3 separate regions of the Homo sapiens genome follow, and all the other regions are linked to region 1. The links are chromatin contacts, found by Hi-C or POLR2A ChIA-PET in ENCODE. All regions are on one chromosome and are shown on one strand. Each heading gives the region's core, a stretch centred on a gene start or an enhancer-like site at or near the end of the contact. The rest is flanking DNA. Distances are from core to core; before and after follow the strand shown.

Region 1 (3,040 bases), core at 239-2,738:
CTAAGGAGATCGGCTAGAGGAGGCAGCGGGGTACACAGAGAGGCAGCAGGAACAAAGAAAGAAGAGGAAAGGATGAAGAGAGGACAAAAAGAGATAAGGAAGACTGAGAAAGTATTACTTGCTTTTGAGATTACAGGTCACATGCAATGTCAAAATTATCCTTTATTTTATCCAGTTGAAAAACTAGTGGGTCTCTGTTGAAAATAGGCTTTATACAGAGGATTGCAGGAAAACTAAGGAAAAAGGTTCTCTTTTGCACCTGTAATGTTCACTTATTCCTTCTCAGTTTTAACGAATCATTTAAAAACGCCCACTTCGCACCATAATTAGCTATTTTATTGGCACTATTAGCAGTGCTGAAAAACAACCCAAAGAAGGTTAGTTCTTATTTTAAAATGAAATGAGTTTACACGGATAATACAAAAGGTCCAGAATAAATAGCAACCAAGGAGGAGTACAGAGCTTCCTTGAATGCTTTTTTGGCTGCGAAAAAGAATGTTGCCACAAAAATCTGTTTTGCATCATCTCAATGCTTGAAACAAGAACACATAATTTAGAAGGAAAAAAAAAAAGCCACTCTTTATGCCACTTAGCCATAAAGAGCAAAGTCGTGTTAGAAATAGCTTCCCTGTGATATTTTGGTACATTTCTGGGTTTTTTCAGCAATCGACGTAATTATGTGGTTTGAGAGGGCAGTGTTTACCCATATTACCATTTATACACTGTATACAAACAGAGGACTTGACTCCAACAGTCTGATGAGCACATGGGTTTGCAGGCACATCCTTGACCTCTGAGGAAGCCCAAGTGGTTTTATCAGAAGTAACTGCAATCTTTAAGGCTAGATAATGTTGATTTCTGATTCAGCTTCTGTCTGTCCGAAACACCCAACACTTTTTATGCTAGAATGCTATATTACAGTTTTGGAATACTGTTTATGTACTCTATGTCAATATGCTAATTCTTTCCAAAGTTACCGACATGGTGCAAAGAGGCGGCGAGGGTGTATGTGACACAACCAAAAAAAAAAAAAAAAAAAAGAAATCCACAATCTTTTGTTGTTTCTCTGTACCACTTGATGCCAGAAATAAACTCCCATATCTTTCCCTGTGCCTTCTCTGCAAACTTTGGAATGATTTCTGGGAAGTAGAAAAGGAAACTTATGCCTATAAGAATATTCAAGCTTGGCAAATCATTGCATATGTTAGGATGACTCTAAATGCTAACTTTATTGTACAGAAAGTTCTTTCATGAAAATGACATTCTTTTTCAGTTAAGAATGTTCAGATGTCAAAACTGGTGCAAAAAAAAAGTAACAAGCTGTAATAGCTGTTCTGAGCAGCAAAAAGTACAAAATCATGTTTTAAATATCACACAACTGAATCTATTCAGTTGGCATCCTAAGTGGCATGCCTGTTTCATCAGGCTGATGGCCAAAGCCCTGCTGGAGTGATTCATAACAGTGGTGCACCTCGCCCATTCATGTCTCGTACTGTCTGCGACACTGTTTACACAAGTTAGGAGATGTGAATCGACATTTTGTAGCATACATTTTCTTCTGTGTGGCCCTTTATTAAAACTGGGATGGTTCCCAGTAGCATTATATATTCTACATAAGTTGATCCACCCTCAATTAAAGAAGCTAGTTTGTGTAATCCTTGTTATTAAAATGACTTCTGCAACAAAATGCAGATACTACTCCATGTTAAGATTCCAGAGTCTTCTGACTAATTTTCACAATTCTGTTTTCAAAAGCCTGTCAAATAACATTCTAAATACATCATGGTTATTTTACTTCAAAAGACTACAGATTTAAATGTACTATTTTGGTACCTGCCCCTCACTATCTCTCTCCATAGAGAGAATGTGAATATGCTATCCCAACTCACTGCATGTAAGGAGGCTATGGAACCTCCTGCGCCTACATTTCCTTCTCTGTTGAATGGGGACAATAATTCTATCTATACTCCACGGGTTGGTGCAAAGATTAAAGGAGGAAATGCTTATCAAGAGTCTAGTACAGTAGCTGGTCCATAAGACGCAGTCAATGTCTGATCTGAGAAGCTTAGTTTGTTGTCGGTCACAATTTGAATTGGGTCAGAAAACTAAGGCAAGCAAGTCAGCTGTGGAGGAAGCTGCTGCTTCCAATGGCGCATGCCTGTATGTTGGAAGCATACCTGACAGGCGAGCGATGCCCAGTAGTCAGCTCATCTTCTCTCCAGAAGTGAACCCACAATATATTACTTTGTGATACAAAAGTCATCTTGGCATGCTTGATCCTTTTCGTTGTGCTCTTACTCATTCCTCCTCTGAAGTATTTCTCAGTAGTGCCCTGAAAAATGGCTTGACTTCCAGAGTTCACAAGAAGGCAAGGAGAAAATATGTACCATAAATTCTGACTGTTAATTTCTGTTATCTATTCTGATGTCAAAGTTCTGCCTTAATTACAATGACTTGCAGGATGCTAGAATGTCCAGACTAGTAGCAAAACCACCCAAAATACTACCATAATAATACTACGGAGAGGAGGGGAATTAATGAAAAAGGATACATAAATCTATATCCCTTCTGAATCTGTTTACTTATGTGCTCTTTAAATACTATTGTAGATGCTAAACAAATGGTTTTCTTGAATACAGTGCATTTGCCCCTATGCCAATTAGATCTGAACTTTGACACAATGTGTTTTACATACAGGAGAAGAAAAGAGAACATTATATGTGACTGCCATATGACAAGGCAACTTTGGGTATTCTGGGAGAAAAAAGCTGTTTTGGCAGTAAGAGAAAGTGCTGGCAATGTGCACCAACGTAACTCGTCTGTCACTTTAAGAGCTGAAATAGGAAAACCTGTACCATTTTTGTACTTTTGTTCATTCTTTTCAACTCATTCTAAGTTGCCCCCTGGGAGTTAGCCTTCCACCAAAAGTCTCTTTCAGTACACAACTAGCTCTCTCTATTAAGCGTACCCACCCCTGCTCTGCTATAACACTGCTTCCTTTGTACTTGCCTGGTGAACTGACCAGCCATACAGTACAATG
Region 2 (3,040 bases), core at 281-2,780, 980 kb before region 1:
CTGGCTGGGCGTGGTGGCTCACGCCTGTAATCCCAGCACTTTGGGAGGCCGAGGTGGGTGGATCACAAGGTCAGGAGATCAAGACCATCCTGGCTAACAGTGAAACCCCGTCTCCACTAAAAGTACAAAAAATTAGCTGGATGTGGCAGCGGGGGCCTGTAGTCCTAGCTACTCGGGAGGCTGAGGCAGGAGAATGGGGTGAGCCCAGGAGGCAGAGCTTGCAGCGAGCCAAGATTGTGCCACTGCACTCCAGCCTGGGCTACAGAGCGAGACTCCATCTAAGAAAAAAACAAAAGAGAGAGATGCGTGGTGAGGTAGAGTGATGTCTACAATTTACTTGCAAATGATTCAGCAAACAAACAAACAAAACAACTATACACACAGGAGAATGAGAGACACAGCAACCATAACGACATGTTAACAATTGTGGCATCTATCTGGATGAAGAATATTCATTGCATTATTCTTCCCACTTTTCTGTAGGTTTAAAAAATTACAAAATAACATGTTGGTGAGGGGAAAGGAATGCAAAAAAAGGAAGAGAGGTCATTTGTTATCGGGGACTGTGCCTCTGTCTAATGACTTCCTGGCTAACCACCTCCCCCACACCCTGTTTCTGCAGGCAGTGAGATGGGACAGGTGTTCTGTTTGGGGCTGAGGGTGGGGGTTGGCAGTGGGGAGGCCTGGCAGAGGAAGGGCAGCTTAGGCCTTAGGGGTGCTCCTGGGCTTAGGGTGAAGGATTGCCAGAAATGGGTACCTCTGGGGTTGAGTGCCAGAGAGGTGCCATGAGGGGACCCTAATATGGTTTGGCTGTGTCCCTACCCAAATCTCATCTTGAATTGTAGCTCCCATAATTCCCATGTGTCATAGGAGGGACCATGTGGGAGGTAATTGAATCATGGGGGTGTGTTTTTCCTGTGCTGTTCTCATGATAGTGATTAAGTCTCAGGAGATCTGATGGTTTTATAATGCGCAGTTCCCCTGCATACACTGTTTTGCCTGCCACCATGTAAGACGTGTCTTTCACCTTCTGCCATGATTGTGAGGCCTCCCCAGCCATGTGGAACTGTGAGTCTATTAAACCTCTTTTTCTTTATAAATTACCCAGTCTTGGGTATGTCTTTATTAGCAGCATGAGAATGGACTAATACACTAAGACTTCAAGGACAAAGGTTACCCCTTCTTCAATCTCGCCCTCATCACCCCCAGTCATCTGGGCCTTGGTCCTGGTCTTTGCTCCCTGCCTTGCCTTTCTCAGGGCAGGGCCTGTCTGTCTAGACCTGTCTCCACCCAGTCCTTTGGAGATTCCCTACGAATTCTTCTCTTTGAGCCGAACAGGGTGGGCCATGTCCTAAGAAGTGGGCAGAAGACTTTGAGGGACATCCTTCCTCGGGGTCCAGCAAGGAAGGGCCCTCCAGGACCTGCACCTGGGCCAGCATTGCGCATCCTGGCTCCAGCTGGAGCCTGAGGGACAGCCGGGTGCCATGCTGCCTACAGCCAGCAGGTGGCAGACGTGCCCTTCCTAGGAGCTGGCGCTCGGAGGGAAACCAAACAAAAAGAAAGCCGAGACTTCCTGGGCTGGGCTCTCGGGGAGCCTGAAGCCGATGTGCAGCTTGGGCTGCCTGTCAGGGGGTCGCCGGAATCTGAAGCAAGTCACTCATTTTGTGACTCACAGTGTCCACCCACAGAGAGGGGCCGTGGTGCAATGTGGAAACTGGTAGTCCGAACACCTGGCTGGATATTTAGGGACCGTATGGGAAAGTCCAGGCTGATAGTCAATTACTTATGCCTATATCCGGATCCCTGAAACTAACCTGGATGATGGTAGGTGGGAAGGGTGGACACAGTATTTGCCTCCTTTCATTCCATCATTCCATTATCTCTTCTCCCAGAGACAAGAAAATGATAGAAGAACCCTTACTCCTGAGACTTGCACATTCAAAGAGAAAGATCGATGGAAGAGTAGGAGGAAGAGATAACTAGGGAGAAAACTGTTATCTCAGTTCACATTCCTTTAGAGCTGACAATGTGCCATCAACTGTGTTAAATATTTTACGGACATTTTGTCTTGTTTGTTGCACACAATACTTCATAATTTAGGTATTATGATTATATCCAATTTAGAGGTGACAAAACTGAGGTTTTCAGATATTAAGTTGTCTAAAATAACTTAACTAGGAAATGCTGGAGCCAGAACAGGAGACTGTCAGTCTCACATCAGAGTCCTTGCTCTTAGTCACCATTGTGAGGGACCAGGAAGCTGCCACGTGTACACAGTAATAAAGCAAGGATGGAGGAGAAAGAAACAGAAAAGCTCATTAACCTTGAGAGGCAGGTGTTGAGCTAGGTTCAAAATCAGGGGCACTGTTCTTGGAATGCTTTATAAAAAGGCTTATCTGTGGGCCGGGCGCAGTGGCTTACGCCTGTAATCCCAACACTTTGGGAGGCCGAGGTGGGCAGATCACTTGAGGCCAGGAGTTGGAGACCAGCTTGGCCAACATGGCAAAACCCCATCTCTACTAAAAATACAAAAATTAGCCAGGCGTGAGGGCAGGAGCCTGTAGTCCCAGCTACTCGGGTGGCTGAGGCACAAGAATCGCTTGAACCTGAGAAGTGGAGGCTGCAGTGAGCAGAGATCGTGCCACTGCACTCCAGCTTGGGTGAAAGAATGAGACTCTGTCTTAAAAAAAAAAAAAAAAAAAAAGCTTATCCAATCTGGCCTAGGCCTGGCAGGCCACAGAGAGGGCCTACTTGGCCCCAGTGACAGCTGGAGAAAGTACAAAAGTCAGATTGAGCCTTGGCCAGCCTACTGCGGTAAACACATCTTAACAAACATCTTCACTCAGATCAAAAGGCACGTAAGCCACTGCCCACTTCTCCCACCACATCCATTCCTAGTTTCAACAGGGCTAAAATAGCACATGGTCCCAGCTGACCCGTCTTCTCTTAAAGGGTGGACGCTGCTGCTTCTGCACATGGTAAGGTAGCTGCTTTGTAGTATATTTAGCAAGACCATTCTAGATCCAACGACTGTTTATTC
Region 3 (3,040 bases), core at 145-2,644, 800 kb before region 1:
GGTGTTTCTTCAAAGTTTGTCTGAATTAAAAATCACAAACCAATCCATCTCCCTTCTTTCCTTCCTTCTCTCTTTCCTTCCGTCCTTCCTTCTATTCATTTTAAACCCAGCAACTAGATTTTGTTGGGTTTAAAAGGTCCCTAAAAAGTTAGTATTCCTTCAGGAATAAATATTTGTAGATTACTTGAAATGGCCAGCTTCCTTGACTGGTCTTTAGGGAAAATACTCTTTGTAACTTTGACTAAAAAGACAATGTTCCCGATCAAAATATAATCTGGGTCTATACTGGCAAAGAGAGTTGAACCAATATGTAATGAATGGCAGCATAAACAAATGAATGAAGGAATACGCAGACAGGCATCAAGCAGAATCAAAATACTCAAAGCAGCCAGTTAACTGAGGCACTGAATTTCCTGGACAACTGTCTCAATTCCCCGGTTTGCGTGGAGGCTCTTGCCTATAACCAAGTAAGCACTTATGCTGCAACCTCTTGCCTCTTGCAAGAGACAACAGATTGTTAGCCTCTGGGAAGTAGCACTATTTCAATCAACCAATTTGGCATGTTGTGTTTTACAGTTTCTAAAATTAACACAGAATCCAAACAAAAACATGGCTGGTGTGGAACTATATACAGAGAACACTGTCATCTGGTTGCTTCGAATCTGTTCATTATCAAAATTAGCTGTCTTGTTTGTCCTACTCCCATTTTTGAATGCACACCATTAATTAACCAACCTGTCATTATGTGCTGGTAATGACCAAGTTTTCCAGTATCCCAGTGTAAATACAGGATTTTACAGGACTCCCAAAACTAGGAGGAAAGGAGAAGGTGGAGGAGGTAGGGGTGGCAGAGAAAGAGGACATTCACAGGTGGGACTCAGTATTGCTTACAGCTACCCTTGCTTTCTAAAACAAGGGCTGCACGCGGAAACAATGCTGATTTATTCCCTTGCATTGAGCAAAGCTAAATTTTTCCAGGCTTCACTGAGGAATTTTCTTCACAATATCTGCATGAATTATGAAGCTGACTTCTAACCAGATGTCGGGTGATCTGCCCTTCCTGTTCTCTGAGGATGAGACACATCAGTGTTTAACTCATCATGCCCCTCGAGTGTGTCTCATTTTTCAACCCATTCTCACTTGGAGGTTAAAAAGGAATTGGGGTTTCTTTTTAAGTCTCTTTGATTTTACCCAATTTCGGTGAACAGATCCATGAAACTTCAAAGAGGATGTTGACAGAATTGAAGTAAGGGAGGGAAGGACAGAGGAAGGGGGCAGAAAGCAAAGCCGATCATAAAAAACAAACCAAAGAATATTTAACGACATATTTTCCCAAAGAGACTTCTGGCTGCCCACCGAAACTGAAACCATTACTCACATCGAAGACACTTCCTGGGGGTGTGCTATCTTGAGGAAACACATACCGTGAAGGCCTTTGCAGGAAGCAAATTCAATGGTGAAAGGAACCGCAGCAGATTCTTACAATTCTGTCTTTTGCACCCTGACTTTCCACTTGAACATTCTTATTAAAAATTTCCTCCAGCATCCTTACCATATACAATTTTTCAAGTCAAAGAATGACTTTTTAGAGTCTCTGTGTGCCCATAAAATTCTGTCTTGAAGATTTTATTAATAATCATAAAAACATCAGTATCCATCAGGATCAGTTTGGAAAGGGAGAGGCAATTTTTCCTAAACATGTGTTCAAATGGTCTGAGACAGACGTTAAAATGAAAAGGGGGTGAACTGAAGACCAATGACTGATCCAGCCCCCCACTCCCCTACGGTTCATAGTCATGGGCGAGGACATGGCCACAGGCTAACACAAGCCAGCTTGGGATCAGGCACCAGCCCCACCTGCAGCTGATGCAGCTCCACGTGGAGGGAAGCATTCCAACTTTCACTGCTGCAGGTTGTGTATTTATCACTACGAGGAGGGGAGGGACAAAGTATACAGGACTACATATTTTCTTATGGCATCAGGATAGGTTTCTTGGGACTCTGAGAGGTCTAGAATAACGTGCTTAAAATGACTATTTGACTATCTCCCAGCCAGTTCGAAGCATTGGCTGAGCAGCCTTTGCTTGATTGTCAGTTAACAGCAACCGAAATAGCAAAATAGTAAAGTGATCCCTGCAAAGGGATTTGTGGGTGGTCTCCTTGGCTCACCTGTCAGAGGAGGTTGACTCTGTGATCATGATCCTTCCCCCAAGTGCTCTCACCTTTTCTGTTCACATTGTACCTTAAGGCCTGCAGTCAGGCAAATCTTTGAACAGAGAAATTCAAACCCCTTAATGACCAAAGATTTCGAGGGATCCCAAGACATGGGGTGTATTTCACAATGCAACCACCCCAGTGAATAGGAGAGTTATTGACCAGGCAATGCATTATCTCATAATCCGCCAGTATGGAGGCAGCGTGGGTGGCTTCAGGGCATGAGCACTGGAGTCAGAGAAGTTGAACTCCATCAGCTCTGTTACTTCCAGTTACTCAACCTCTCTGTGCCTCAGTTTCTTCATATGCTAAAACTAGGATGATACTGTCTACATACTTCAATGGGCTGTTAAGCTTTCAGGAATCTATACTTGGAAAGCACCAGACACAGCACCTGGTATCTAGTGGGATATGCTATTGTCTCCATAATCAACTAGAAATTTCCTTGTGATTACTCGCTGCAACAAAAAGGGTTCTCCAAACTGGCTGAGAACACCACAAACTAGGGAACTTTAAGAAATACATTCCCAGGTACTTCCAGCAGTGAGACCCAGAAATCTTCCCCAGGTGAAACTAATGTAGCCAGCTTGACCTAGAACCATAGACCCATACACTGTCCCATTACTATAAAGGATGGTGAAGCATCACATCCAGTCCTGGTCTCCAAGGAATTTATGGTCTGATTGTGAAGACCAACACACAAACTGTAAGTATAAACTATTCATGAGCAACATGAGATAGAATAAAGTTGGAGACTATCTTGTGTGGCATTGTCAGTTTGCTGTGAAGAATTTCAGAGAAAGGAGAATCCCATTAATTGGAATAC

Evidence for each region. A loop is a pair of places that touch in the nucleus more often than their neighbours do. ChIA-PET counts read pairs that join two places held with the same protein, here RNA polymerase II (POLR2A).
Region 2: POLR2A ChIA-PET joins it to region 1 with 10 read pairs in activated T-cell. The contact joins two enhancer-like sites. POLR2A ChIA-PET finds 5 or more read pairs at or near these places in 2 of 52 experiments (MCF 10A and activated T-cell).
Region 3: a map of chondrocyte shows a loop between it and region 1 (3-fold over the local background). The contact joins two enhancer-like sites. A Hi-C loop is called at or near these places in 6 of 168 maps with a recorded cell type or tissue (OCI-LY7, PC-9, aorta and 3 more) and 1 of 37 single-sample maps with no recorded cell type.

Annotation. Positions count from the first base shown.
Region 1 is chr10:112,583,664-112,586,703 of GRCh38, reverse strand. All of the region lies in intron 5 of VTI1A (vesicle transport through interaction with t-SNAREs 1A), which reads right to left. Among named protein-coding and RNA genes, the nearest start is that of MIR4295, 49 kb to the left of the region's middle. Within about 2 kb of position 1,488, at least 2 of the 41 ENCODE cell types and tissues checked have a DNase peak (open chromatin) inside an H3K27ac peak, as active enhancers do.
Region 2 is chr10:113,562,106-113,565,145 of GRCh38, reverse strand. The region is part of intron 1 of HABP2 (hyaluronan binding protein 2); the gene reads right to left. Among named protein-coding and RNA genes, the nearest start is that of HABP2, 11 kb to the right of the region's middle. Within about 2 kb of position 1,530, at least 4 of the 41 ENCODE cell types and tissues checked have a DNase peak (open chromatin) inside an H3K27ac peak, as active enhancers do.
Region 3 is chr10:113,380,410-113,383,449 of GRCh38, reverse strand. No RefSeq gene overlaps it. Among named protein-coding and RNA genes, the nearest start is that of HABP2, 170 kb to the left of the region's middle. RefSeq lists an enhancer at 798-1,997. Within about 2 kb of position 1,394, at least 9 of the 41 ENCODE cell types and tissues checked have a DNase peak (open chromatin) inside an H3K27ac peak, as active enhancers do.